Regions from separate parts of the Homo sapiens genome. Here regions 1 and 2 are each linked to region 3. Evidence: chromatin loops called from intact Hi-C (ENCODE). Cell type or tissue: heart left ventricle. All regions are shown on one strand. Links, peaks and the distances in the headings refer to the core of each region. The heading gives the core; the rest is flanking DNA.

Region 1 (10,144 bases), core at 1,193-9,192, 54 kb before region 3:
TATGCATAAAGATTTATCTTCCCTTCCAAAGAAAGATTTGTGCCTTTTTAGTCCAACTTCACAAGGGTTTTTCCAAAGGGGAAAAAAATGGATGGCAAGGTCACTGCTCGAAAGAGTGAAAACTATCCAAGAATACCTGAATGTATAAAGGACAGTGCAGTTCTGACATCTTTGCAAGCATAGGAAAATTATTTTCTCTTCAGGGCCAGAAAAGTATAATGGAATATTCTGAGGCTGACTGCCCTTGTGCAACTTATATAACCTCTCAGCTCCTCAGCTTTCTTATCTGTCAAAGGGGGATAATAATTTAAACCTTTAAATAATGTGGAGCTCAAATGAGAAAACATAAGTAAAAGTACCTAGTTCTACTGGGCATGCCTAGATTCCCAGCTACTCAGGAGGCCGAAACAGGAGGATAGCTTGAACCCAGAAGTTTGAATCCAGCCTGACAACATAGTAAGACCCCATCTCTTAAAAAAAAAAAGAGTACCTAGTTCTTGGCAAAAAGTGTTGGCCCACATTCAAATTTCAGTTTCCCGTTCCTCTCTCTAACATGATTTGGTGATTGAGCTTATGGAGTTAATACACATACTAAATTGTATCAGATATTATGTTTACTCCACTTGCAGGAACTTTTTATCAAGTCTTGACTTTCAAGTTTAAGGGTAAGAATTAAGTGTTCTGTCATTCCCATTTAGGAAAAAGTTGATAATTCCATTGGTTTAATTAGATTTTGTGGATGTCAGAAATTAGAGGAATCATTTGATGCGATCAGCTTGCTCTGTGCATTCATATGAACTCTGTATCCTCCTCTGGGCTTGCTTTTCTCATCAAGGAAAGGCACAGCAGTGCTAACAGTGGCGAACTTGGCTGTCTTCCTCCCTTTTTGGAGAGTAGCCTGGAAATAAAGGTTGTGAACCACTACTACTGAAGATTATTATTGCAGTGGGAGAAACTGCTGAGAGTCTTAAGGTTGTTGTTTTTTTTTTTTTTAAGTTGCTCTTTTGGATACCTTCTTAGGATGAGATATTGATGAATGCCAAAGATAATTTTAGGTACCATTATCTATGAGAACAGAATTTTTGAAAGATTTTAAAAATTCTGTTCTCATAGATAATGGTACTTTAAAAACCTATATTTCCATGATGTTCCCATACCCAGTCAGAGAGCTAATTTCTGAAATATATCTTCTTATATTGAGTTTCTTTCTCCCCCCTGCCCCGATACTATATTATATACAAAGAATATTACAAAAAGCAGATGTTGGGTTTTTGGTTTTGTTTTGCTTGAAAACTTGCTAGTTGAATTTCATTTGTGCCATGAAGAAACATTAGAGATTGATTTCTTAAAATCTGATTGAATTGTTCTAATCAAATTCATTATATTCACTGTCATAGCTTACAGGGCTGCTTGTTAAAACAAAAGCTTAGTTACAGGGTGAAAGATAAATAAAGCTATAGCTTTAACTTACCAAACAATGCTCACTTCCAAAAGGGCATATTTGTTTTTAGCTGAAGGGAGTGATCAGATACAGAGGTTACCTAATGTTGCTCTGCCTGCTTCACTATCTTCATGTCAGCTCCTCTTAAGTATAGAGCTGTGCTGCTGAAGACACCCGATTTTATGCAAATTCGTTCAGAATATCCTATTAGCCCCTTTGCCTATAAGGTATGAAAAAAGGAAACTACCATGCTCAGATGGCTTCCTCTGACTCACTCCTTCTGTGTGTTGTCTTTGTGTGTGCTGGTGTTTTTCTTCATCTCTGTTTGCCTTTCTTTCTGTAGGTATCTCTCTGTATTGTGTACTTTGGGTGTGTGCAAGTCACCCTGAGTGCATGTCTCTTTCTGTGTGGGTGCTGATCTTTCTGTCTCTTTGTGTCTGTGTCTTGCGTATAGATCCCCCTCTTTCTCTGTCTGTGTGCCGCCCTGTGTGTTCATGTGTGAGAAAGTCTTTGTGTTTTTGAAACATTATAGAGCCTCCTTTCTTAAGCCTTGGCCATTTTGCTCATAGTATGTACCTGTGTAAGGTGGAAATGTAGGAGACATGCAAGCTTATATACAGTCTTAGACTGTAAATATTTGACCCCCACATTTTTGAGTCTTCATCCTTTATGTTAAACATTGGGGTGAAGAATAAGGAGTGGGGGTGTTCAGAGGTTGTAGGGGAAAAAAATCTTGTGTGTGCAAGTGCCGATCCTGTTGACCCCTTTGAAAATTGAAATAATGATAATGCACGTCTCCTGACTGCATCAAAGTATCAGCACATCAAAAGCCAGGAGGCATGAAATGCAAATGATAAAGTGAAAGCAGATGGATTGTGCATGATCGCCTGATGCCCAATGAATTTTAAAAGGTGCTGGTTTGCAGGAAGGGGGGTTGGGGGGTTTTGGGGGGGACTGAAATAAACACGTTATCCCTGCAATTTTTTTTTGTTCTTGATGCTCACTCCTGACAATATTTTTTCACACTTGAGTGAACACCCTCTCTCTCTCTCTCCCCCCTCCTTCTTCTCTCCCTTTCTCTCTCCTCTCCAAATCCCCTCCTCTGCCCCCCCCTTCCCCCCCACCTCTTACACATCTCAGGTCATGTCGCTGCAGCTCCGGTGGAAATAATAAGATATAAACCACGAGGTTGTTATTTGCATAGAAATAGCATGGAGCCCCAGGCAGCAAGGGAGAAGGACACAGGGATGATTTGTCTAAAATTTTAATGAAAACTTTTGCTGAGGCAGAGATTTTTAAAAACTTTCTTTCTCCCTGCTTTTCCCCTTCCTTCCCCTACCCCCCAAACCCCATCATTGATTTTACTTAACATGGTTCAGTTTGAAGAGAAAAGGTTGACACTCCACATATCATACTCCCATAATGCAGCAACCTGTAAATTGTTTCTTCCTTTAATAGATATGAAGCTGAAGAGACATGCATTTTCAACTTAATACATTGCATGTGTGCGCCTGGCTTTTATGGCTATACTCCATCTTGGCATACACATGATGTTGCCTGTCATTAGCCTGTTTTTAATTAGTTTACACCTTCCTATCTTTTGCTTCCAAAGACTCTTACTTTTTAAAGGATTTCTTTTTATAGCCAACAGTAGTAACCTTCATATAAAATAAATATTTTCTGGTGTTTTCCTGTTTTTTTACTTTTGGTGGTTTTTCTGTATACTTACATGTTTTATTCATGGACGCCATCCTTTGCCACTGTGTCTTTTATTCCAAAACCAGGAAGTGCTTCCCACCTTCGTATTTTTATCCTTTTCCCCCTGTGAACTCACCATTTGTGTATCTTCTTTCCATGTCTGTCTTGCTTTGTTGCCTGCAGTTATTTGTAAAATATTCAAAATATTACCCAAATTGAGATGAGTTGTAGTATCTGGATTTTATTGAGTGTTACTAAGCACATTTGACATTAGAACTAAAGGCAGTAGGCTGGTGATTAGAAGCAGCCCAAGTGGGTTTGCTTGAAATTCAGTCAAGAATATCTGTCTGGTTCCTTGCTATCTTCTGGAATGGGCTAATGGTATCAGGGCTATATTTCGTAGACAGGAAGGCAAAAACAGAAGGGAAAGTGACTTAGTTTCATTGAGAGAGACTAGATCAGGGTCAGAACATGAACTTTCATGTCCCTAAGTTTCACTGAAGAAAGCTCAGGCCTCTTTGCTTAGTGGTCTGTAAAGCCTAAGAGAAGGTGGTCCGGTCGTTTTCCTGTTTGTCCAAATGTCGTGAGAATGATGACATTAATAAGAGAAGTTTCTAGGGGCTTGCTATTTCATGTCACTCAAGGTAGTAGATCCTAACTCTAGGAACTGTAGGCTGTGGGTGACAGATTCCTTAAAATGCCTCACTGCGTGGCAGACCTGATGTGTGTGGCAAATTACCCTGCTTGAAGGGAGTCATGCTGGCCTGGCAAAGGCAGTAACCTGTGTACTTGGGGAACTGTTAAGATGCACCCTTAAGGAGCTGAGATGATTGCAGAGTCATAAACTCTTAAGTCTATTTGCCACTGGACATTTGCAGAGATGATCATATTTACTTCCCTCCTCCCACCACTCTTCCTCTCAGTTTCCTTTTTACTTTATTTTTTTCTCCCTTTCCTGGTAAAAGTATTAGTATGTTTAACATAGTGTTAGGTGGCAGATAGGCTGGGAAGAGCTAGTATTGTAAAGGAACACTGATGTGTACTGGAGCCTACTAGCTCTCAATCCATTGCCCCAGACTTGGGGAGAGAGAGCACATTCTCTATCCAGAGAAATAAGAATATGCAGTTTATGGTTGTCCTGTGGACATTAACTGACTGTGAAGGTAAGGTATATGCCAAAGGCAGTGATATGCAGGTGATAGATTCACCAGGAGATGATATGTGACTTTTCTTGTATTTTAAAGCTCTGCTTCTTTTTTAGAAAAAAAAAAATCCTATACTCTCATCCCCCTTAGCGAGATCAGGCCCCTATTTCCACTGAATCTGCCAGGAAAAAAGAAGTTATGTGATGGGTATGACTAGGGCCATTAGTTTGGTAGGGGGCTAATTCTGCTAATCTTGCTTTTGAGACTTGGTGCAAGTAAGTTACATTTCTCTCTGGTTCTCATATATGTATTTTTCTGCAGCTATGCAGTATGAAATGTGAAGTTGTCATAGCTGACTCTGTTAGGCACAGTACCAGAGTTCCTCTCAGGAGTGGGAATTGTCTGTTACACCAGGGACCTGCACTGTGTAGTCTCCATGCTCACCCACCCATGACTCTGTGAAACACAGCATGAAAGTCATGGAGGCTCAAGAAGGGAAGGAGAGATTACTTAGCTCTCACTGTGGGGCGGGCAGCATTGTAACTTTCACATAACTTAAAGAGGTTACGATAGAGACAGCGCCGGGGCAAGCGAGAGCCAGACAGGCACTGGGTGACTCTGTGCCTCGCTGTGGAAAAACAACTAAACATGGGCAAAGGAGATCCTAAGAAGCCTAGAGGCAAGATGTTGTCATACGCATTTTTTGTGCAAACTTGTTGGGAGGAGCATAAGAAGCATCCAGATGCTTCAGTCAACTTCTCAGTTTTCTAAGAAGTGCTCAGAGAGGTGGAAGACCATGTCTGCTAAACAGAAGGGAAAATTTGAAGATATGGCAAAGACAGACAAGACCCATTATGAAAGAGAAATGAAAACCTACGTCCCTCCTGAAGGGGAGACAAAAAAGAAGTTCAGGGATCCCAATGCACCCAAGAGGCTTCCTTCAGCGTTCTTCCTGTTGTATTCTGAGTATCGCCCAAAAATCAAAGGAGAACATCCTGGCTTGTCCATTGGTGATGTTGCAAAGAAACTGGGAGAGATGTGGAATAACACTGCTGCAGATGACAAGCAGCCTTATGAAAAGAAGGCTGCGAAGCTGAAGGAAAAATACGAAAAGGATACTGCTGCATATTGAGCTAAAGGAAAGCCTGATGCAGCAAAAAAGGGAGTTGCCAAGGCCGAAAAAGCAAGAAAAACAAGGAAGATGAGGAAGATGAAGAGGATGAGGAGGAGGAAGATGAAGAAGATGATGATGATGAATAAGTTGGTTCTAGCACAGATTTTTTTCTTGTCTATAAAGCATTTAACCCCCCTGTATACAACTCACTCCTTTTAAAGAAAAAAATTGAAATGTAAGGCTGTGTAAGAATTTTTTTAAACTGTATGGTGTCTTCTTTTGTATAGTTAACACACTACCAAAAGTGTCTTTAGATAGCCCTGTCCTGGTGGTATTTTCATAGCCACTAACCTTGCCTGGTACAGGATGGGGGTTGTAAATTGGCATAAAAATTTTAAGCAGGTTCTTATTGGTGCACAGCACATGTAAGTTATATATGGGGTTGGTAGTTTTTTCATTTTCAATTGTCTCTGATGCAGCTTATATGAAACAATTGTTCTGTTAACTGAATACCACTCTGTAATTGCAAAAAAAAAAAAAAAGTTGCAGCTGTTTTGTTGGCATTCTGAATGCTTCTAAGTAAATTACAATTTTTTTATTAGTTAAAAAAAAAAAAAAGATGTTATGAGCATGGAGAGGCTAGAGCCAGGCTGCCCAGGTTTAATTCTTGGCTCTACCACCTACTTAGTTGTGTGACCTCGGGCAATTTATTTAACCTCTCTGGGCTACAGTTTTATTAACTGTAAAAGATGAGTAATAATAGTATCTGTGTACCAGAGTCGCTGTGAGAATTAAATGAGCCAAAATAGGTAAAACATTGGCACTGCCATAGTCTTCTCTAAGGTTCATTTAGGGTTCCTTCTCATTGCAATTTCTTATCCTGGTTCTGGAAAGGAAATACGAACACATTATTCTCTATACTTTCTGATTCTTTGAAGGCAAAAATTTCTTCAAGAAAATGTTAGATGACAGTCCTCACTGTGGCAGTACATTCATGTATTGACTTTCCCAATAGATGTATCTAGCAACAATCAACGCACTTTGGAAAGCCATTAATGTGAGAGGCACGATGTTCAGTCGTGACAGGGTAGTATATATGTCAGTCATCTGTCTACAAGAGTCCCCAAGGACTCGTTGATACAATAGCTCATAATCACTCTAAGGATCAGTCTAGCAATTTGCATTTTTAAAAGTCCCTAACTACCTATTTTCACAATAGACAGTCCCTGTACTCCCATAGCTCCAGATGGGATCACTCTCCTTTCTAAAGAGGGCATTTTAGCTTCCTTTCTGAGTAATCCTTGCTTTAGCATTATGAATGAATTCTCAGAAATTATTGCACAATGGACAGATCTCCCTAATTTTCAAGCGCTCCCTCCCCACACATAAAATATTGGTAAATCTGGCCCCATTTGGGGGGATTATTTTGTTTGTTTTTCATTCAATATTCCTCAAGTTTGGTAGAAAACTATACCAGGTTATGTTTTGACTCTATTAGTCTGCCTTAGTGACCTGCCAACAATCCTGAGTGCTCTGGTTTGGAGATCTTGCAGGGTGGAATCGCCACACAGAGCTCCACTGCAGAAGTTGTCTCTGACTCTAAGAGAGCCCATGCATATATGGTGGCTTAGAGTCTAAGAATTTGGGAGACCCTACAGCAAGTACCAGTCCAGAGCTTCTAGATAAAGTGAAAGCTCTGAGACTCTATTTGGGGCATTGAATACAGACTCGGAAATTATCATGTTTGACAACCTATTATGAATGTGCTCAAATTTTTTGGAGTTACAGAACCTTTAGATTAAAAAAAAAAAAACAAAAAAAAACAAAAAAAACTTGGCCAGGCATGGTGGCTCATGCCTGTAATCCCAGCACTTTGGGAGGCAGAGGCAGGCGGATCACCTGAGGTCAGTGGTTTGAGACCAGCCTGGCCAACATGGTAAAGCCCTGTCTCTACTAAAAATACAAAATTAGCCAGGCGTGGTGGCACACACCTGTAATCCCAGCTACTCAGGAGGCTGAGGCAGGAGAATCACTTGAACCTGGGAGGCAGAGGTGGCAGCGAGCCAAGATTGCACCATTGCACTCCAGCCTGGGCAAAAACAGCAAAACTCCATCTCAGAAAAAAAAAAACAAAAAACTTTTGATTGTTCTTCTCCCTGACATTTACTAGGTAAGCAACTTTGGGCTTTAATCTATTTAGATGTTAGTTTCCTCTTTGTGAAATGGAAGGCATAATACATTTCCCATTTTAAAGTAGAAAATCAGGTTGGCGTGGTAATCCTATAATCCAAGCACTTTGGGAGGCCAAGGAAGGAGGATGGCTTGAGGCCAGGAGTTCAAGACCAGGCTGGCCAATATAGCAAGAAGCAAGACCCCCTCTACAAAATAATTAAAAAATTAGCCAGGTGTGGGGGTGCCTGAGATGGGGAACCGTGGAACCTTTGGCAGTGGCATCCAGGGCTGGGACCATGGCCGTGAACAGGGCCTGGGCCCCACAGAGCTCATGGAGGCAAGGCTGAGGGCAAGGAATGGATGACCAAGTTGGGCCACCTGGTCAAGGACATGAAGATCAAGTCCCTGGAGGAGATCTATCTCTTCTCCCTGCCCATCAAGGAATCTGAGATCACTAACTTTTTCGTGGGGACCTCTCTCAAGGATGAGGTTTTGAAGATTATGCCAGTGCAGAAGCAGACGCGTGCTTGCCAGCACATCAGGTTCAAGATGTTTGTTGCCATCAGGGACTACAATGGCCATGTTGGTCTGGGTGTTAAGTACTTCAGGGAGGTGGCCACTGCCATCCATGGGGCCATCATCCTGGCCAAGCTCTTCATTGTCCCCATGCACAGAGGCTACTGGGAGAAGAAGGCCCACACCATTCCTTGCAAGGTGACAGGTGGCTGTGGCTCTGTGCTGGTGCGCCTCATCCCTGCACCCGGGGCACTGGCATCATCTCGGCCCTGGTGCCCAAGAAGCTGCTGATGATGGCCAGTATTGATGACTGCTACACCTCAGCCAGGGGCTGCACTGCCACCCTAGGGAACTTTCTCAAGGCCATCTTTGATGCCATCTCTAAAACCTACAGCTACCTGACCCCCGACCTCTGGAAGGAGACTGTATTCATCAAGTCTTCCTGTCAGGAATTCACTGACCACCTCATCAAGACCCACACCAGAGTCTCCATGCAGGGGACCCAGGCTCCAACTGTGGCTACAACACAGAGTTTTTACATAAGAAAAATAAAGTGAATTAAGCCTGTTTTTGGTTTGCTTGTTTTTTTTAAGTAGAAGACCAGAGGATCTCTTAATCTTAAATTCTGTTCAATATCTAGTATTCTGTGATGCTATAAAGATGCATATTGATCTGTAGCCAGGGAACTGTTTTAGGCTGGGGAGTGAATAGATAGGAGGTGGGGAATTTTTAAAGTTATTGCGTATTAGGGTATTATATATAAAATTACATATTAGTGATATATAAAATTATTACATACTCGTGAGACCAGGAATGGAAGTTGAAGAGCATGATGATTTAAAATTTTTTTTAATTTTGTTTCTTATCCAGATTACAGAAAAGTAAACACTATATGTTGTTCACAATCACAAGTGGCTGTAGAATTATAAATCTTGAGAGTGGGAGGATCCTCAAAAGTTCAACCACACAATTGTTGTGTGAATCTCCTCTGTGACACCATTGCTAAATATTCACCCAATTATGTGTGAAAAATTCAACTGAATGGGAGCTGAGTACTTTTGGAGCCAATCCCATTCATCTATGTATTCATCTGTGAATTCTTTTTTATATTTGGCTAAAGTCTGTTTCCCTGTACAGAGACTGATCACTCTTTAAAGACAGTGTTCAAATTTAACAAAGAAACTCCCAGTTTTGTGATATGACCAATTGGAAATTGAATGGAACCAAAATCTTTCTCATGTACTTTTGTGTTCAGAGTCTGGTCTTGTCTCAAGAACAAATGTAGTGAAGATGAAAATGCTATTCCAAGATAGAAAAGAAATTGGATTCATAAATAACTTTGCCAGTTAAAAATGTGAAATAAGTAGAAGAAACAAGAGAAACAGTTAAAACTTAATTCCACTTGGAAGTACTCCTTGGAACCTTAGGGGTCTCCTGCAGTGCCATGCAGTACCTTCGGAGCCCGATTATCTCCTGCTTTCTCCTCCTCTGCCTTGTTGAAAGTCCAGATCCTGAAATAAGGTTGGAGGATATTTCTTTTTGACTGCTATATTTGTAGATACCAGCTAAAACTCATTGGGCCTAAGATTTGGTGGAATCAGTAAAGGTGATGTAGACTTAGGTACTCAAACCCCAAGGGTACACAAACACAAGCTAAACTGCTAGAATGTATTACCCTCTTGCCTCAGTGAACAGTCTCTGGCTCACTTCATCCATGTGGACCTTCATTATATCTCTACCCTATATCCATTGTCCATTTCCACCTCCAGGGTTCTGATGTGTCCTGAGTATTAGAATGAAGAAATGCCTCTACCTCACACTTTGGGTGGCATGTAGGGTCTCTACACTGTCTGTTTCTAATAAAACATTGTCTCTGAACTCAAGCTAAGGGCCCACTTAGCTCTGTACACACGGTTCCTTAGGAAGATTGGTTTCTTCGTCTTCTTCATTTTATATTCAGTTGTGTGTTACACCTTCATATGTTGAATTTTCTTCACCTGTCTCTCTTTCTACATATATTCATAGCTCTGTCTTTGCAGATCAGTGCTCACTTGAAGC
Region 2 (10,144 bases), core at 1,239-9,238, 74 kb after region 3:
AAAGTCAATGAAACTATATTTCCATTTTAGAATAAGAAAAACTGAGTTGCAATAAACCTTCAAATATTGTTTATTTTTCTGATCCTTAAAAACAGAATCATCAGAAGAAAAAGAAAAATGACATAACAGCCAGAATGTAAGAGACGAGATACATATACAATATATGTTGACATTTTTTCCGAAAAGTAACTCACCGAAGTTTCCTGCCTTTGCTGGCTTTCCTATCTACTTTTTTGTGGATTTTGCTTCGTAACTTCTGGATTGCAAGCCACTGCCTGGAAAATTCACAAGCAATGTTATGCATCATCACTAACAGAAATAGTTATACATATTGACAAATTGGAATTATTCTAACAACCCTGCAGAAAGAAATCATCAACCTACATCAAGTTCCTCAAGCTAGTTTGGGGCCAAACTGACTAATCAATTGAACAGGATTTGTGCAATGGTAAAAAAACAAACGGCAGCTGGGAAATTCTACAGCAAATTTGGTTCACAATGCTCCTTAGTATTTGGAGTTGCTGTGACAAGCACTAAATCTACCAGTCTGCAGGCAAACCCATCAGATTTAGTAGAGCTACTTGGGTTTTCTTTTAATGTTTTAGCTATGCAGCATGTTCTGTTACTAATGTTGCAACTGCTGGTTGGTTTGAATGCATGAATTTTTAAAATCTAACTTTCCCTTTGGTAATCCTCCAGTGCTTTTTCTTGTGCTTTCCAATTTTTGCTAATTTTTAAATAATTATCCACTACTGATACTAGTTTTTAATTGTTTTAAATTGTTTAAATTGTTTAAATTGTTAATTTTCATTTCATCTATAAATATTTCAGTACGTGTTGCTATACAAGAGAAGCGATAAGGACTCTTCTCCCCTCAATATAATCTCAATACCATTACCACATCTAAAAAAAAAAGTCAACAATAATTCTTTATTATCAAATATTCAGTCAGTCTTCACATTTCCTGGAATGTCTCAATTTTACAGTTGGCTTGTTTGGATCAGAATCCAAACAAGATTCACATATTCTGCAGTCATTTTAGATAAGAAGGAATTAATTTTTCAATAAGGGATATTAGGCTAAGAAAATCTTCATAAATTGCTCATATGAACTAAAGTGAAAAAAAGAAAAAGAAGGAGAAACAGCAGCAGCAGCTAGTCATCCTACCTGATTTATACAACGAAAATTCAACACCAGAAAAAAAAAATCTAGGGAAATCCAATTACTGTAATCTTAATATAATCTTAATTACCATAATCTATTTTATTGTAAAGTCAGATAAATGTACAATATAATCACCACTTAAATGCAATTTGCTCTATCACATTAAATTTATAGCGAACAGCTCTCTATAACATTCCAGAGATAAACGAAATATCAACATCCTACCCTAAAATTCACATAATATTTTACTTAAATAAAATTATTTCATCAACACAAATTTTTCACTGCTTTCTCGAATGGCTGCTCTGCCTAGAATCCCATTCTGGCACTTGCAGCTTTTGTTTCCTTTCATGCTTTTGCAAATTATGGCTCATGGCTATTTAAATGTACACTATTCATTAGGTAGCATTCTAAATGCCCTTTTTATTTTCCAACCACAGGATGAAGCATACACACAAGGGCCTTCCTTCACTACTTTACATTCTGCCCTGACATCTGGGTAATGCTGCCACGTTCCACTTCTAATTGTGCTGAAGCTTTTACTGAAGAGGTGGAGGTCTAAATTAGGGCAGACTCTAACAAAGCAGATTCGACTGAGAGCAAAGAACCTGTTGTGCGCAGTGCCATGTTCTGACAGCTGAGAGCTCACATTTGGATGGCTGCTTTGTATCCACTGGTCAACAGATTGATATGGATACAATCACAATGCAAAACCAGGGAGCAAAGAGCATAAGAAAGACTTTGGAAAACAAACTCTAAAAACAAACACATAGGTGTTTTATAATTTCTTTACAAATTGCACTTTAGGCAATGTAGGGTAAACAATTAGTCACATTTTCTTTCTAGCTCTTACTTGCTTAACTTCAATAATTATAGGACCAATCATTGCTTTGCAGGTAGAATTAAAGGGACTCAAGGGGAGAAACTATTACATAGGCTGCTTGCATGAACAGAAAGCTGTATCTAAATTACCTTCCCATGGCCACCTGATCGTTGGGATCCAAGGAGCTGGTCTTCCGTTCTATGAGTTCTCGAAGGAGCTAGGGGAAAAAGGAAAGCAACGAATTTATTTATCATCTTCCAGTACAACTGACTTTAAAAGGGCAGAGAAGGAATTCTGAATGGCATAGTGACAGCTCTAAAACTACAATCAATAAGGGACAACCCAGTGGCAAGAGCATTACTGAATTCCCGTTAACGCTTTCATAGTTATATATCTTTAAAAAGGTGGCTATAGCAGTAGCTGAGAACAGAAGTCCATTTGGAAGACTTATTGTACCGCAGTTCATTTCAAATAGATCAATGAGTATGCAACATTCCCTTCATTATTTTTATGATTAGTTTTGTCCACTCCATTGATATCAATGGAGAATCTTTAAAAGGTCAGGTGGGAAGGGCCGTGTGGCAAAAAGGGAAATGCATCAGCTTCTCACCAACAGGATAATGGTGCAAGGTTAACTTCTGAACTATAACCTCCAACAGTCAGGAAGGTCTTCCTCAGGCAAAAAGCCTTTACTGTATGTAATTAAAAGTGTGGGCATCGGCCTCTTGTTTTCCACAGCTGCTACTCTACCATGCTTGCTATTAAGTGCTTTAGCCACACATGATACCAACACATTCATAGCCACACAAATTTTAAGAGGGAATCTAAAGAAAGTCATTTGCATACTGCAAATATACCACAGAGGATTAGTCTCTCATCCAATACAATTAACTCCATGGGAGTTATTCTAAATGACTCTCCTACTGTCATTTTAAGCCTGACTCCTCTGCACCCAGTTGAAATCTACATCTGTACCTTTCATACAGACTTAAGAATCTGCACTGAATCTTAAAGTCCTTGGGCGAAGAGAAGCAATGGTTTTAAAAGTTAAACACTAAGGGAGAAAAACCCTGAATTACGATAATAGAACTATAAGTGCTATATGCAGAGAAAGAGAAACAGAGATTAAAATTCCAAAAATCTTCTGAGAGAAATTTAAGAGAAGACGCTAAGATAAACTAGTTCTGCTAATCATCTGTCAATAATCCAGGTTTGGCCTTAAAACTTGTTTCTTCATAAAAATTAGCAATGATTTTGTAGGTGAGGCATGGTGGCAATAGAGATATTTCATCAAATCAAATAGCTGAAGCCTGTGGGCTTCAGTGGTTCAAATGAAGAAAGAGAAATAAATTCCTCTGAAAGCAGATCTCTTTCTAATTTCATATGTTTATGTAAGTAGGCACTGGAAGAAGTAAAACAAATTTATAAAAAATATTCACTTCCAAAAGATGAATCTTTATTGCAAAAGGGAAAAGGATATCTCAATTGCAATTAGAAAACCTCCCATGATGTTTTTTCATTTGCTTATTTTGGACATTATTACTACAGCAATTATGTTTAAGAATGCAGGGACCAGAAGCCGCTGGTTTTATTATCACTAGAAAACAGCAAGCTATTTCTCTACCCTGTTTATCTGATTGATTCCCAACATCTTTCTGGCAGCCAATCTATCAGTTTATCTCTCCTACTTCATCACAGTCACTTCTGGCAGCTAAATACAAGATCCAAATCCAGTGTTACACAGACATATGACACAGTAAACCTATGTAACACTGCTGCTGTGTAAACAGCTGCCCTTAAGGCTAAGCAGAAATGGGCTTCTGGTTCCTAGTCAATATTCTGTCAAAAGCAAGGAGTAGGGGGAGTGAGGGGGAGTGGTTAATAATAATAAAGAAGAAGAAATAAAAGAGAAAGAAAAATAAAAAGGAAGGAAAATAATGGAATAACTGCATTTCATTGCCCTTACCTCGTTCCAGCCATACAAAAGATTACAACAACCGTTCCTGGTTTTCCTAATTTTCTCAGATCCCTTGAGACTGGGCAATCAGGGTCACCGGGGTGCAAGTGCTCATGGAAGGCTGCCCCAGCACAACAGGGTGATCCTCGGGAAGAATATGCCCTTGCCAAAGGCTGGAAATTGGAGCTCCCCACTGCAGTGGTCTCTGCAATTCCAACACCAAGTTGGTGCAGCATTTACTTTCAAACACTTTGTGTACTATACATATTCTGAGCTGCATTTTCGCACACAAGTGCTTTGCATAACTATTTTTACTCATTCATGACTTGGAAGATTGTTTTATTGGTCTATCTAGCTAGGTCTAGTTTATTCAGTCCAATATTTCAGAAGATTCTGTTGTGTCCATGGTAAGAAAAAGAAAGCAACAACAACAAAAAATACAGTTAAACAAATGATTCCCGTGGCTATTACTATTTTCCCAAAGCTACCACTATCACTGGGTTTAAATTTAATTAGAAAATTGCTTTCAAAACAGTTGCTAAAAAAAAAAAAAGAGATTTGAGATATTGGCTGAAGAATTCAATTTTACTTCTGATTTTAATTTGTATAGCTTTAACTTTACAAATAAACCTTTCTACTAAAATTCAAGTTTCTGTTACAATTATTAGAGCTTTTTATTTCAACAATGATGATATAGTATTTGTAGTAATTTTCTATGTGATTTGGAAAATGGAGAGAGAGAAAATGTTTTTGCTCTAGTCTGTTAAAATTCCTCCAGATAATCAATTCGGAAAGGCTTGATTATACCTCTAGTTCTAAGGGAAAATCATAGATACAGTTAGGTTTTCAGGTTGGCCACAGAAACCTATTTAACCCATACCAATATACATGAGGAACAGGACTAATAGTACTATTAAGCATCTAATCAACATTTATAATACTTTCATTAGAAAAAATGCATGCTAGAAACAGTTAAAAATGGCAGATTGAACACATTAGTTTATCTCTTCTCAACCCCTCTAAGAGACAGTTGAGGAATAAAATAAATATTAACTCCTAAGAAAAAAGAGAAAAGGAGCACTAATGTGTGCATATTTTCATAAATTTTTCCAAGACAGTAAGGAGATGGAGAAGTTATCACCCAAATGCCCAGAGTGAATAAAGGTGAAGATGAAGCTAATTGTATTAGGCCGCAGAATTCCTGTGAGGATCAGCTCTCTGGCAGTTACCACGCAAGGTGGGAAAAAGAGAAGGAGCAGAACCACTTGGGCCTCCTCCATTATCCCACACAGCCAAGTGACTAACCACCTCTACCACCCACCTCCTCTCGTGAGAGAAAAGAAATTTTATTCTTTGGAAATATTGAACCACAGAAGCTCCAGAATAGAGGATACCAGGCAAAGAAGGCTGGAATGAGGTACAAGGGAAAGGCTCTATGTTAATCTCTGAAACCTCTCCCTTTCTCCCACCTCATTTGTAGAAAGCTAACATCCCATTCTATAATTTCCTAGGCAGGAAAGCAGAGGAGCCTTTTCTGGAAGAAACTGAATGGTGTCTGCCCTCCCACCCCCAAAATTAGATTTCAAAGTTGCTATGGTCTTCTGCATGTGTCTCCCAAAATCCGTATGTTGAACACTTAATCCCCAATGCAACAGTATTGGAAGGAATGGCCTTTGGGAGGTGACTGAGTCATGCAGGCTCTGCCCTCGTGGATGGGATTAGGCGTCCCTCTAAAAGGGCATGATGGAGGGAGTCTGTCCCTTTTGCCTTTCCACCTTCTGCCATGTGAATTCCCTCAGAAGAATTCAGCATCAAGGCACCATCTTGGAAGCAGACAGCAGCCCTCTCCAGACAACAGAAACTGCCACCTTCTTGTTCTTGGACTTTACAACCTCCAGAACTGTGAGAAATAAATTTCTGTTCTTTTAAGATTACCTAGTCTGTGGTATTTTACTATAGCAGCACAAACAAATAGATATATAGAAAACAAAGCAAACAAATACAAATTCTGACATCCAAGGCTACTCTAACAAAGAGGTCAGTTCACAGCATAATTATATTTAAAGAAGCCAAAAAGCTCTGCCCAGGTTTCAGAGATTCCGAATAATAAACTTTAATGCTTTACTCTTAAATATGAACAGACAGTTAAGGATCGCCTGCATCTGAGGAAATCCTCATGCACAAACCAAACAAATAGAAAAGAGACTCAAGGAAGCAATGCAGAGAACAAAATAAATAATTAAAAAGGAGAAAAAAACCCCCAAAACTTACAATGAATATCCCAAGAGTGGGAGAGGGTATACTTTGATAAGAGCAGGATGCTGTGAAAAAGACTAAAATGAGAAATTAAACACTAAACAGAAAATTTTAAAAAATCCAACAGAAGAACTTAAATGAATGAAAATCTCTGATATAAAACAAAAAGAAAGCCAAAAGGCAAAAAGATAATATCCCCTTGCTTATTTGCAAGACAAGACAAAAATTTAGAGGATAATCCAGAAAGTCAAACATCTAACTAACAAAGGCTGGGAGAAAATGTTTGAAGGAATACTGAAAATTTTCCCAAATCAAAGAAAGAACAGGAATACAACTGCAAAGACCTAGTGCAATGAATAAAAAAGGGCCTCTGTCAAGACACATCATCATGAAATGTAGAACACCAGAGGTAAAGAGAAGATCCTAAGCAGTTAAAGAAAAAACAGGTTACATATAAAGAGGTGATCATATGTCCCAGTTTACCAAGAAAGTCCTGGTTTACACCTGTTGTCCTAATATGCTGTCAGACTAGCACTTTACCTGTCCCAGTTTTGATAATAAATTATACAGTCGCCCTACATATTAAAGAATGGAAATCTGAATGGGAAAAGACGTCTCAATAGCAAGAGCAGATAGCAGAGGACAGCAAGGTACCTTCAAAATTCTATGGAAAATGACTTCCAGACTCAAATTCCATATACAGCCTTATTATTATTATTATTATTATTATTATTATTATTACTAAGACAGTCTTGCTCTGTCACCCAGGCTGGAGTGCAGTGGTGCAATCTCAGCGCATTGCAGCCTCTGCCTCCTCAGCCAAATTATTAACCAAGTATAATGAGAGTTACATAAATGCATTTTTCATACACGTAAGGACTCAACAATTTACTTTCTGTGTACTCTTTCACAGAAAGATGTACTTCAGTAAATGAGTATACTAAAATCAAGACATAAGATATTAGAAACGAGAGGTCTAACTCAGGGAAGAAGCAAAGGCAAGTCCCAGGAATACAGCCAGCAGGCCTGGTGTGCAGCCACGCCAGAAGAGTCCAGAGAGCTCTAGGATGAGGTCTCCAAGGGGAAAAAGTAGAAGGGAGGTGCAAAAGGATAGGTTATTTTATATATTCAAGGCATGTGGAGTATATAGGGAAAAACAGCAATAGTTACACAGAAAACTAGGCAAATCTTTTAAAAACAGGCATTATTAGCTCTAGGAAAAAACAAATTTGTAAGAAAAATGTAATCATAATATAGCGCTTGTTCCTATAGTTGGGATGTTTGTCCCCTCCAAACCTCATGCTGAAATTTGCTCTCAATGTTGGAGGGGCCTAATGGAAAGTGTCTGGGCCATGGAGGTAGATCCCTCATGCATAGATGAAGTCCTCCCTTGGTTGTGGGGAGTGAGTTCCCGCTCTATTAGAGCCCAGGAGCTGGCTGTTGAAAAGAGCCTGGCATGCCTCAGTCCTCTAGCCTCCTCTCTTGCCACGTGATCTCTGCACATGCCAGCTCCCCTCCGCCTTCCTTCATGAACAGAAGCAGCCTGAGGCTTCCACTAGAAGCCCAAAATTCCCAGCAGCAGAAGAGTGAACCAAAGAAACCTTTCTTCCTCAAAAATTACCCATTCTCAGGTATTCCTTCATAGCAATGCAGAACAGACTAAGACACTTGAGAACAACATTTACTTAGTAATAATAATGTAAACACTGACTGACAGCCATACTAGCAGGTATGATACATTCTCATTGCAGCTTTGATTTGCATTTCCCTAATGGCTAATGATGCAGAGCATCTTCCTGTGCTTACTGGCCATTTGTATATCTTCACTGGAGAAATGTCTATTCAGACCCTTTGCCCATTTTAAAATGAGGTTATTTGTCTTTTTGTTATTGAGCTGTAAGAGTTCTTTATATATTCTGGATACCAGTCCCTTATTCATTTTCCTTCTGTAATGTCTTTTTGCTTTCTTGAGAGTGTCATTTGAGGCAGGAAAGTTTTTAATTTTGATACAGTCCAATTTTTTCTTTTGTCATTTGTGTTTTTGATTTGTATCTAAGAAACCATTGCCTAACCCAAGGTCATGAAGCTCTACTCCTATGTTTTCTTCTAAAAGGTTTATAATTAATAGTGTAGCTCTTATATTTAGGTCTATGATCCATTTTGAGTTAATTTTTATATATAGTGTAAGGTAGGGGTCCAACTTCATTCTTTTACATGTGGATATCCCATTATACCATTTGTTGAAAAGACTACTTACCCCACTGAGCTGTCTTGGCACCCTTGTTGAAAAACCAAGTAACTTTAAAAGCATTTTGGCTTTATGACCACATATTCCTTGGCTTTCTGAATTTGTGACCCAGAGTTATTGATTCCTACTTTTTAGGCTTCCACAGTTCATAGCCACAGATGCTTGAGAAGGAAAAAGCTTGGGGCAACCCTCTATCAAACTTACTTAGCCTAGCTGAGTCAGGGTTCCTCAAACTTCCTCACTGGGAGATACAAAAGCAGACTCAAAGGATTGGGTTTACTCTTCCTGTGAATTCCCTCTCTCTCCCACAAGACTTCTTAGTGAAAATGTATCTATTTTTGCTCTACCTCCTGCCTTACCTCCTTTTTTGGTTCTCAGCTCCCTAGTCTTTCAAATTATCCCCAAAAGGGCCGGGTGTGGTGGCTCACGCCTATAATCCTAGCACTGGGAGGCCAAGGCAGGCGGATCACTTGAGGCCAGAAGTTCGAGACCAGCCTGGCCAAGATGGCGAACCCCGTCTCTAGTAAAAATACAAAAAAATTAACTGGGCATGGTGGCGCATGCCTGTAATCCCAGCTACTAGGGTGGCTGAGGCAGGAGAAATCGCTTGAACCCAGGAGACGGAAGTTGCAGTGAGCCAAGATTGCGCCATTGCACTCCAGCCTGAGCAACAGAGACCTCAACTTAAAAAAAAAAAAAATTATCCCCAAAAGAAGTCTCTTGCAATTTTTATATACCATATTTGAGGCATACAAAAAATAAATTGCATATACTATAATTTCAAATAGTTGGGAAGGAATTACTATACCTTCCTATAATACAAAATTGGCACAAAATGACCTATTCCCCAACTATATGTTCCCACTCCACATTGCCCATTCACTCCCGAACCAACAACTCCACCACCTAATATTTCTGCTTCCATTATTCTATTCAAACTACCTGTGCTAAGGTCTCAAGATCTCTATGTCTAATGGGCATCTAGCACTACTCATCCTATTAGACTTCTTGAAGCAGCAACTGACACTGGACTTTCTCACCTCACTGAAACACTCTTTTCTCGGTATCAGTGAGGCATCTCTCTGTCTTTACTCCACATTCAGCCAGCCCCTCTAGCCAGCCATTAAATACTGCCACTCCTCACGACTCAGTTCCAATCTTTATTTTCTTCTCACTCCACAGGGTTTCCCCCAAGAACTTCCTTCTGTTCTCAAGGCTTCAATGACCTAAGAGTTACCCCTGGAAATTCCTCTTCCCTTACACCCAATATCTCAACTATCTCAAGTCTTATATTCACGAATTTGTCCACTTTTCTCCATCTCCGCTGCCTCCACCCAGTACAGGCTACTATCATCTTCATTCACCCCATACTTTTTTTTTGTTTTTGAGGCAGAGTCTTGCTCTGTCGCCCAGGCTGGAGTGCCGTGGTGCTATCTCTGCTCACTGCAACCTCCACCTCCCGGTTTCAAGCAATTCTCCTGCCTCAGCCTCCCGAGTAGCTGGGATTACAGGCGTGCACCACCACGCCGGGCTAATTTTTGTATAAATTTTTAGTTGAGACGGGGTTTTTCCATGTTGGCCAGGCTGGTCTCGAACTCCTGAACTCAGGTAATCCACTCGTCTTGGCCTCCTGAAGTGCTGGGATTACAGGCGTAAGCCACAACACCCGGCCCTCATACATATTTTTTGAGCACAC
Region 3 (10,144 bases), core at 1,095-9,094:
TCAGGGCATGTGGCTTTGAAACCTCCTTCCATATTCGGCAGGCTCAGCAGGACCTAGTTTAGTGTGAGGTGGGTGATAAAATCTGCAGTGCCCTTGAGAGAAGAAAGGGTTGCAGTGTTCAAAAGCCATCTGTGTGCCTCAGAAGGAGTGATGTACAATCTGCTTGCTGTTTGGTGTGGGGGGGGGGGGGTGGTTCTTCAAAGAATGATAGATACTGTGTGTTGTGTTTCTCAAGTGCAAAGACTGGCTGAGTCTAGACCCTGGCTTTGCACCAGGAAGTGACCCTCTAATCCTTATTGTGGTTGGTTACTGGTAAGAAAAGACATTTCGAGATAGGCATCTATTAGCTATGCCTTGTGTTCTTTTTGTTCCCAGAGAATTTGTTTTCTTAATCTTAATCCTGAAAACAGAAATTCTGGGACAGAAAATTGAAGACACGGTGATATTATATAACTGAGCACTATAATTCTTTTGTTTCCCTTAGAGATATCTGTTACCATGAGTTATGGGAGTCTGTTTGAATCCACTGGGACGATCCTACTGTAGGAAATAGTAGGATTTATGGTTCATAGTTTCACTGCAGGCAGAAGCAAAGCATCACTACAGCTCCTTAACGAAAATAACAAGAACAGTAGTTTAAATTGGGTCATAAGAACATGGCACACATTTGTATCCTGGGCATGGTTTCTCACTTGATTCTTAGATCCAAAATTTGAAGCCTGGTTTTTCAAACAGGCTGATTTATTTTTTCCCAGACCCCAATAGTAGAAATTGAAATTAGGACTCTGCATGGAACAATGAGAATGTGGGTTTTGAAATCTCATAAACTTCGGGATCCCAGCTTTGTCATTTACTGGCATGGGCATATTATTTAAGCCTCCATTCCCTCATCTGTAAAATGGGGGTGGTGTTTATGTCATGGGGTTCAGTGAGTTTTAAATAACATGAGTAAAGTATGGAGCATAAGTCAGATGTGGTGGCTCACGCCTGTAATCCCAGTGCTTTGGGAAGCTGAAGTGGGAGGATCGCTTGAGGCCAGGAGTTTGAGACCAGCCTGGATAACAAAGCAAGACCCTGTCTTCACAAAAAATTTTAAAATTTGCTCGGTGTCGTGGCACACACATGTAGTCCTAGCTCCTCAGGGGGCTGAGGCAGGAGCATCGCTTGGGCCAAGGAATTTGAGGTTATAGTGAGCTATGATGGCGCCACTGCACCCCAGCCTGGGCAACAGAGTGAGACCCTGTCTCCAAAAAGAAAAAGTATGGAACACAATGTCTGGCTCAGTAGACATTCAAAATATGCTAGTTTCCCCTGCTCCATGTTAGAAGGTAAAAAAATAATAGCAACATAGACCAAGTCAAAAATGTACAGCTGATTGACCTCGGCGGAAAGGGGGCTGACTCCTGAGCACAGTGGGTGCTCAGACGCTCTTTGGTTTGGCATGCTCTCATGTTCCCACAACCCGATGCCATGGTGCATTCTTATTGTTCACACAGCTACCCACTCGCTCTTATTCTGGATTTCCAAGTGAAATGAATGCTCAACAGAGGCCCCTGTGAGGACCATAGGAAAAAGCACTATTGACAGGGTCACTTATTTCCACTGACCTCAAAACCTGGCCTCAGGCTACTGATGAATAAGTCTCATACACCAAACTTCTCACACAGGGCCAGGCAGGGAGGAGGTAAGGTAGAACCTGGAAAGTGTTGCTTGGCCCTGCTATGGGCCTGGAGCTGAGATGGGATTGGCTCACAGGAGCTTGGTTCACAGGGGTCTGATGGCCACCCTAGCCCACATGTCCTTTGGCTATTGTACTCTAAAGCCCTTGGAAAAAAAAATCACATCCTTTCTTGGGCTTCTGTTGGATAGGGCTTAGCCTTGTAAGTGTAGGTGTATTGAAAATGTCTTTCCAAAATATGAGTGTACCTTAGGATTTGTATGCCATCCCTACACCCATCAGGCTGTGTGTTTCCCAGAAGTCTAGAAGGTCAGAAATGGGAGGAGCCTCCCTAGCTGGAGGTGTCTCCCAGCAGCTCCCAAGGTGAGTTATTAGTAGGGTATAGTAATCAGGGCTCACATCCATCAGGTTGTGCCCTGGTCACTCCTTGGCCCTGCTGAACCATTGTCTAAGGAGGACTTAACAGCTATCCAGTATGTTAGAAATGAAACTTTCCAAACAGGTCATTTAGATGTTGTGAGATAGACTAATTACTACATAAAATTAGTGAGGCTGACTAGTGCCTGAGATACTTATCCACTGATGCAGACAGAAAGTGTCTGTTGAACATTCATTTTAGGACAGGCCACTGTTGTGATGTAGAATTATTGATATTTTATTGATAAAATGTTCTGATACAGATGGATATGCTGACAGGTGGCATACGGGCCCAGGCCTGTCATGATGTTAGCAGCCTAGCATATCACACCTGTTTAAAGTCCACGCTGGAATACTAGGAATGACTGGCCACATTTTCTTTTTTTTTTTTTTTGTCTCACTCTATTGCCCAGGCTGCTGGAGTAGGTATGATGACTCACTTTCAGCCTCAACCTCCTGGGCTCATGTGATCCTCCCCTCCCACCTCAGCCTCCCAAGTAGCTGGGACTATAGGCATACACTACCCCACCTGGCTGATTTTTTTGTAGAGGTGGGGTTTTGCCATGTTGCCCAGGCTGGTCTGAAACTCCTGGACTCCAGCAATTCCCTGCCTCAGCCTCCCAAATTGCTGGGATAACAGGCGTGAGCCACTGTGCCAGGCCCATTTTCATAATTTTAAGGAGGGAAATAATAATGGCTTCTTCCTGGGAATAAGGTTGGCCTATCCTTCTGGATGACTGGAATTGAGTCTTACAACTGTTCTAAGGGAGCAAACAAGAAACTGTAGGCTCTGGCTGGGCACAGTGGCACACGCCTATAATCCCAGCACTTTGGGAGGCCAAGGCAGGGGAACTGCTTGAGCCCAGGAGTTCAAGACCAGCCTGGGCAACATAACGAGACCCTGTTTCTACCAAAAAAAGTTTTGCCAGGCATGGTGGGGCATGCCTGTAATCCTAGCTATTCAGGATGCCGATGCAGGAGAATCACGTGAGCCCAGGAGTTTCGGGCTGCAATGAGCTGTGATCATGCCACTGTACTCCAGCCTGGGCAACAGGAGGAGACCCTGTCTGGGGGAAGAAAAAAAAACCTGTAAACTCCATAACCCAGTGGAAGGGAGCTTGCTTTTCCCAGGTGGAGCAAATTATCCCACAACAGTATGGTAACTCTCCCAGGTCTGTTGAGAAAAACCAGTGGCACTATGCTTACATAAGTTTGTTTATTTTTGCTAAACATGCAGTTGATTAGAACTTGAGACCCCTTTCCTTCATGTACTCTAGGCTGTAATCCACTGGGGTTTGGCGGTCATTGTCATCCAGTTGTACTTTGCGTAAACAGCAGATCTTTTTATAGGACCCATATTTTCAAGCAACTGTAAAACTTGGAATGCGTTGCCCTAATCCTGTCTGGGAACTTTTCAAAATGTTTAAACACCTAGCATACTCTGTGGCTGCAGGAGGGGAAGGCAGAAGAGTTTTCTCTAGAGGGTAGCTGGCTTTCCAGTGTAGTGTCTGAGCATTGTTGGAAGCAGGCATCTCGTTAGCTAATACATTACACCAATCAAGGAGAGTTATCTTAAGCCACAATTAATCTGCTCCCTGGCATATGTTGATAGGAAAGCATCATGCTGTTTCTTAATTAAAAGCAAACGGATTAAAAATGATTAATAAGAGTATTAAATATTCTCCTAAACTAAAGGCTTTGGGATTCTTGGGTAAATCTAAAAATCTTGGGGTTTTTTTTTTTTCCATTCTGAAATCCAAGAAGCATTTATTGTTTTATTTTTCCTCCCCTCCACCCCAATCTTCATAAGTAGGGGTATGTGTAGAAGTCCTGAAACCACGGAGCAGAAGAGTAAATTGCCAATGATGGAAATGGAAATGTTGAAATTTAGGTGGCGACGTTTAGGAGTCCAGGGGGACCCATCCATATGTGGGGCGTGCAGCAAGCTGGGTCACAAGAGTGAGTTAAAACCATGTTATGGGAAAAGCAGTGCTACCTTCTCCCTCGTGGATAGGGGCTGATGTGACACTTCCTTTCCTTAGGCGCAAAACACTTTCTCAAGGCAGTTTGGCCTTGAGAGATGCTGGGAGTCCTAACCCAGGCACAGAGAGGAGAGGGTCACTCAGGTTTGCACTGACGGGGCCACACACCCCAGCTGAAGAATTGCTGATCTGCTTATCAGTGATTAGATACAGAACTGGGCACATTTGAGTCAGAAAAAGAAATGGACAAAGAACTAAAAGAGACATACTGCTGATCCTTAGTCCCCGGAAGCCTTCATCTTTCCAATGTAAAGGAGTTAATTTTTAGAAACAGAGACGTCGATGAAATGACATACATTAAATAACCAGTCACAACTAAGTCGGCAGCTAAGTTAGAGACAGGAAGTGACAGTCTGAAAAGAAACCATTATATTTGAAGGCACGAGATAGTTAGAAAATAGCCTAGTGCTCAGTTTTGTACTGCTTGAGGCCTCTTGTGATGAAGACATTTCCTCTGCAGCCCAGTAGTCACAGCTGTGGCTTTGGTGACCTTGCTTGCATACAGGCTTCCTGTAGCCACGTCTCAAACCTCAAAGCCTCAGAGTCCCTAACAAACACACCCACCTATTAAATTATAGCACCAAACTCATTGTCATTCTGACTTTGACTTCGTTAGTGATAACAGAGAAGGATAGCGCACCTTTAAATGACAAGCTTTGTGTTTAATTACCCAAACAAAATGACATAAATATGAATGAGCCCTAATTGTGGTACTTGGTTTTCCGGAAACCATTAACAAAACGATTCCTAAATGATTTGTAAAGAAAATGAGAGGAGAAGAGAGCAAGGAGAAGGCTATTAGGCTTCTAACACACTCCTGAATTATTATGTAGTCAACCACCTAGGAAATACTCAGCTAAATGATCTTGAAAAGGAGGTGAGAGGTGGTTTGTTGAGACTTTCAGGGTTATGGACGTCTTGATCCTTTCGAATACTCTCATAGGTAATAAAATGGGGCTTAGGTTTCTGACCTGGTGGCTGTACCCTGGCAACAAGACTTCCCTCCCATCAGTTCCCCGTCCGTGCCTCATCAAAAGACAGTGGGCTCTATTTCAGGAGACTTCATCCATCCAGTGACTGCCAGGCCTCACTGAGGCTAGAGACTTATACTTTAGGCATTGTGTCTCAGCTCCTCTGAGAGCAAAACACCAAATAAACAGCCTTGCCTTCTCAATCACAATTTTACTAAGTAATTTGGGCTTTTAACTGGTTCTCTCAAACCTGTCAGGTTATTGAATTCTCTTAGCCTTTGTCAAATAGGTGGGTCCCTAGAGTCTGACAGGACAGAGTCAGGGTATGAGCACCAGAGTGCTCGGGAGAGCCCCATGGAGACTTCAGGTGTACACCTGTGTCCATAAAGGAAGAGAAGGAGAAGGGGCACAGCTCCTGCCTCGAGGCCTACTTCCTCCTCCTGCACGATGCTGACAGTGAAGGAGAATCGTGGACACGGAGCACACTTTTGGAGTAAGCAAGCACTCCAGATCCTGAATAGTCAGGGTGTCCCGGCCTGGCCTGACCCCTGGTGTTTGACCAAGAGTCATCTGTTTGCAGGCTTATGTTTGGGACAATAATAAGGATCTGGCGGAGTGGCTAGAGAAACAGCTGACAGAGGAGGATGGTGTTCACTCGGTAATAGAGGAAAACATCAAATGCATCAGCAGAGACTACGTCCTCAAGCAAATCCGCAGGTGAGACCAACGTGGGGAACTCCACTAGAGAAGGAGGGCTAATTTCTTTGGAATAAAAAGTTTCCAAACAAATCATGAGATGATCGCAGAAATCTTATGATCTCTGCAGTCTCTTGCTGTTTGAGACAGCTGTAGTTGACCCACAGGTACAGATATGGCCTGAAGCCCAATTCTTTTTCAGCTACTGCTCCCCAGGGGCACTTAGTAATCTCAGCTAGATGAAGGCTTAATTCACTGTGCCCACCTCTTAGCTCTGAATGCTGATACTCAAACCGGATGAACAACTCTGGGAGGAAAGCTGATTGTGTGTGTGGTGGTTTCCTGGGAAACCACCTCCTCACCTCCTGAAGCCAAGAGTTAGCTGTATTCTTCTAGAGGCTTCAGTCTGCTCCATAGGATCGGTGGTAGAGACTGCAGGGGCATTTTTGTAAAAGTTTATTTGGAAACATTTCACTTACAGAAAAGTTATAAAATTAAAAACAGTACAAAGAACACCCCTATATATAATATCTGTACTCAGATTTACCTGTTACATTTTCTCCCCGTTGCTATATCACTTATGAGTGTGCCTGCCCTCCCATATGTGTATACATTTTTCCTCTTTCTGAACTACTTAAGGGTGTTACATATATCATGGCCTTTACCCCCAAATATTTCAGTGTGCATTTGCTGAGAATAGGGATACTTTTACATAACCATCATAAAATGATCCACTTTTGTAAATTTAACATTGATTAAAAACTTTTATCTGATATCTACCATCTGTAGAACATTGCTCATTTTGAGTTTGTCTGATGTCTCCCCATGATGAGATGCAGGTGAGGCACTCTGGCCAGAACCTTCACAGGGCACCACATCTGGGGGCACATGCTGTTTATCTGCTCCTCCTCGTGTTAATTTCATCCGCTGGTCAAGATGTTGCTCCATTTCTCTACCGTATAATTACTGATTTTCCCCCCTTGCACCTAATAAGTAGTCTGCAGGAAGACATTTTAAGGCCATGCAAGTATCTTGCTTTCATCAAAATTTCCCTCTGGTGCAGTCTTTACGATGAGCTTGCAAAATGATAACTTTCCAACTCCAGCACACCCTCCACAATTACCAGTCACCACTCAGTCCTCACTCCTGCCGATTCTTTTATATATACATTATTGGTACAGACTCATGAAGTTCTATTTTTTACTGATTTATAATTCATTGCTGGGCTGCTTTTGATGCCCCAATTGCTGTCTTTGTGACATGCCCCCATTGGCATGTTTTGGGTTTTTTTTGGGTTTTGTTTTGGGTTTAATTCCTTTTTCAACATAGCAAAATGTTTTGGGTTTGTCTTGCACTACCTTGGCTGGATATTTGTAATATAGGGAAACAAATAAGGTGAGGCGTGACTAAAATGTCTGCAGTGGACGGTGCACACATGTTTATTGGGCAGTTCTTTAGCTGTCCTCATCTAGACACTTCTGCTTCTCTTTTCTTCACCATTCTCAATCTTCCTTTCCAGCTTGGTCCAGGCCAATCCAGAGGTTGCCATGGATTCCATCATCCATATGACGCAGCACATATCACCCACTCAGCGAGCAGAAGTCATACGGATCCTCTCCACAATGGATTCCCCTTCCACGTAGGAAGAGCTTCCTGCCTGTCCCTGCCCTGTCTCTGGAGAAAAGGGCTAGAGCTGCCTTTTACAACTGTAACCACTGTAATGAGAAGGCACAGGAGACCCAGCACTGGAGTCAAATGGCATTTTACTTCCTCTCGTTTCAGGTTATGCATGACATCCTGGGATGTAAGATCACAGAATCCCCCTCCAGCCCACCAGTCACACCTACCCCATTCAGTATTTATTACCCTGGCCAGGCCTAGTCCTCCACTCCCTGCACAGGACTGAGAAGGCAATGAAAGGTACAAACATGTACCATGAGGTCTTACTAACCAAAGTAGGGCTGCCCCTCCTGTCCTGACAGCCCCTTGGCCTCCCAGCATGGGGAAGCGTGAGGAGTTGCCCAGCAGTGAGCAGCCCCCCTCACTCCTGGCCCCATGAGCCGCAGCCACAGGCAGCAGAGGAGGGCTAAGGAGAGGAGGAAGCCTCAAGTCCATTGTTTATTACCCCGACTCTTAGCCCAGCACACAGTAGGCACTGGAGAGGAATGATTCCCAGTTTAACCACACTACGGTACCTTTTATGAAGAAAAATTAGAGCATAAAATCTACTACAAGCTCCATAGGAACTCAAAGATGAGGGCAAAACTGTGAGCCAAGAAGCAGAGAAAGAAAATAGAACCAGTTATTCTTGATTTAGGGGACCTCAACCTTGGGTTCAGTCTCTGAGGACAAAGGGAAAGGTAGTTGTTGGCCTGCCTCTCGCCTGCACGTCACTGCTGGACTAGCTGTCGCATGTGGCTGGGAGCTGCAAGGCCAGTGCTTGAGGGGCCCCAGCAGTTCCACAGGTGGTGAAGCCTGAGTTGGCAGAGGAGGAGCCAGAAGAGAACTGCCCTTTCTGCACTGGTGGAAACTAGTTATTTATGCCATGTGGAGAGCCAGTGAGATAGATAGATAGTCTGTTTGTTTTGAGGACTTGGAAAGTTGTTCCTATGAAGCCTGGAGCTTGGATGGTTTTGAGAGGTTAATGGTGCCTCCACACTCACTCTTCCCTAGTTCCAGGATTACTGTCCTAGCAGCTAACGGTTCTACTCTCTTCCCCAGAGTGTAGACAGGCAGCAGGTCTCCCCACAGCTCTGAAAGGACCCTGGTGACAGCTACACCCTCAGCACCAGGAGCTGGCCTTCCTGATGAGGGAGGCTTCCAGGAAACACAGAATCCACATGACCTTAAGATTATTTACAACTCAGTCATGGTGCTGCTGTCCTCCAGGCTTACTGGCCCCTCCTGACTGGCATCAGGGGCTTCCTCAGGTGGTGGAGAGAGTTTACTTTCAACAACTAGTTTATTCAAGAAAAGAACTTACTGATTCCTCTGTTCCTAAAGCAAGAGTGGCAGGTGATCAGGGCTGGTGTAGCATCCGGTTCCTTTAGTGCAGCTAACTGCATTTGTCACTGATGACCAAGGAGGAAATCACTAAGACATTTGAGAAGCAGTGGTATGAACGTTCTTGGACAAGCCACAGTTCTGAGCCTTAACCCTGTAGTTTGCACACAAGAACGAGCTCCACCTCCCCTTCTTCAGGAGGAATCTGTGCGGATAGATTGGCTGGACTTTTCAATGGTTCTGGGTTGCAGGTGGGCACTGTATGGCTGGGTATGGAGCGGACAGCCCCCAGGAGTCAGAGCCTCAGCCCGGCTGCCCTGGTGGAAGGTACAGGTGTTCAGCACCTTCAGAAAAGGGCATAAAGTGGTGGGGGACAATTCTCAGTCCAGGAAAATGCATTGACCATTGCTGGCTATTTGCTTACCTAGTAAGAATTGGATTCATTTTTGACCAGATTATTCTTCTATGCTTTTTTGCAATAAATCAAATCCCACATATCTACAAGTGGTATGAAGTCCTGCACCCCCCAGGAGGCCTGTCCAGGCATGTCTTCAGAGGCAGGGTGGGTTACACTCATTTACCTCCCCTCTCCCCACCAAATTATGACACAAACGAGTATGTTTCCTCTCTAGAACCCTGTAATGCCTCCTCCCCCATCCCCAGAGCTCCTTACTGTAGGTCTTACCCTGGACAAGGATTTTTTCAAGTTGGAGGCACAGAACATGAGCAATCTGACATTCCCACAGCCCCTCAAACATGCAAGGCTACTAAGGCAGGAGGAGTATAAATGATGGATATTGACCAAGACCTGCTTGGACGGAGACCGCCATATTATCTGTTCTCTTCGTTCACAAAACAGCCTTCACTTGTCTCAGAATTTGATGGACACATACTGTGATGAGCAGGAGCTTCAGATGCACTCTTTACACATTTTGTTGAAATAAACCTCTACATTTGTAGAAGAGTTACAGTTTGTCATTTCAATCCATGCCCAGCCACCTCATTTCTTGTTCTGCTTTCAGCAGGGGCTCAGTGTGGGGCAAGCCCCTCCATGGCCCTGTAACACCTAAAGCCCTTTGTCTCCTGAACTTGCATAAAGATGATGGGTAGGCAGTAAAAAGCTGGCCTTGGCCAGCCCTGTCTTATCCGCTGAATCAAGGTCAAACTCTGAAAGGCTACAAATGCTCGGGAACCCCGTAGCAGAGGGTCAGTTTTTTAGTTTCTGTTGAGTTTTTCAGGATGGGAAACTTCTTCCTGCTGAGAGCTGGATGGGAGTCCTGGCAGGAATGTCCCCTCCAAAAGAGAATGTCTTTAGAGCAGGGACAAGAAAGACCACA

The links. Hi-C counts contacts between places; a loop is a spot of excess contacts. Peaks named below come from ENCODE experiments on the same cell type or tissue, not always from the same donor. Only the 100,000 strongest peaks of a DNase experiment are listed, where the experiment ranks them.
Region 1: it touches region 3 in a loop (5-fold over the local background); 3 of 110 quality-filtered maps call a loop at or near these places.
Region 2: a loop joins it to region 3, with 4 times the contacts of the local background. A loop is called at or near these places in 2 of 110 quality-filtered maps.

What each region holds. Positions count from the first base shown.
Region 1 is chr17:37,139,080-37,149,223 of GRCh38, reverse strand. The region is part of intron 45 of ACACA (acetyl-CoA carboxylase alpha); the gene reads left to right. It also overlaps the pseudogene RPS2P49 and the pseudogene HMGB1P24. Among named protein-coding and RNA genes, the nearest start is that of SNORA90, 100 kb to the left of the region's middle. RefSeq lists an enhancer at 6,354-6,855. In heart left ventricle, for the core only: no CTCF peak of the experiment used is centred there; no DNase peak of the experiment used is centred there.
Region 2 is chr17:37,011,065-37,021,208 of GRCh38, reverse strand. AATF (apoptosis antagonizing transcription factor) reads right to left here. Exons shown (of 12, transcript NM_012138.4): 9 at 2,137-2,204; 10 at 195-275. Among named protein-coding and RNA genes, the nearest start is that of MIR2909, 18 kb to the left of the region's middle. In heart left ventricle, for the core only: no CTCF peak of the experiment used is centred there; no DNase peak of the experiment used is centred there.
Region 3 is chr17:37,084,619-37,094,762 of GRCh38, reverse strand. ACACA (acetyl-CoA carboxylase alpha) reads left to right here. Exons shown (of 56, transcript NM_198834.3): 55 at 5,689-5,825; 56 at 7,324-9,771. The coding sequence ends at 7,447. Among named protein-coding and RNA genes, the nearest start is that of MIR2909, 56 kb to the right of the region's middle. RefSeq lists an enhancer at 4,535-5,036. In heart left ventricle, for the core only: no CTCF peak of the experiment used is centred there; a DNase peak (open chromatin) is centred at 5,624; H3K27ac peaks cover 253 bases.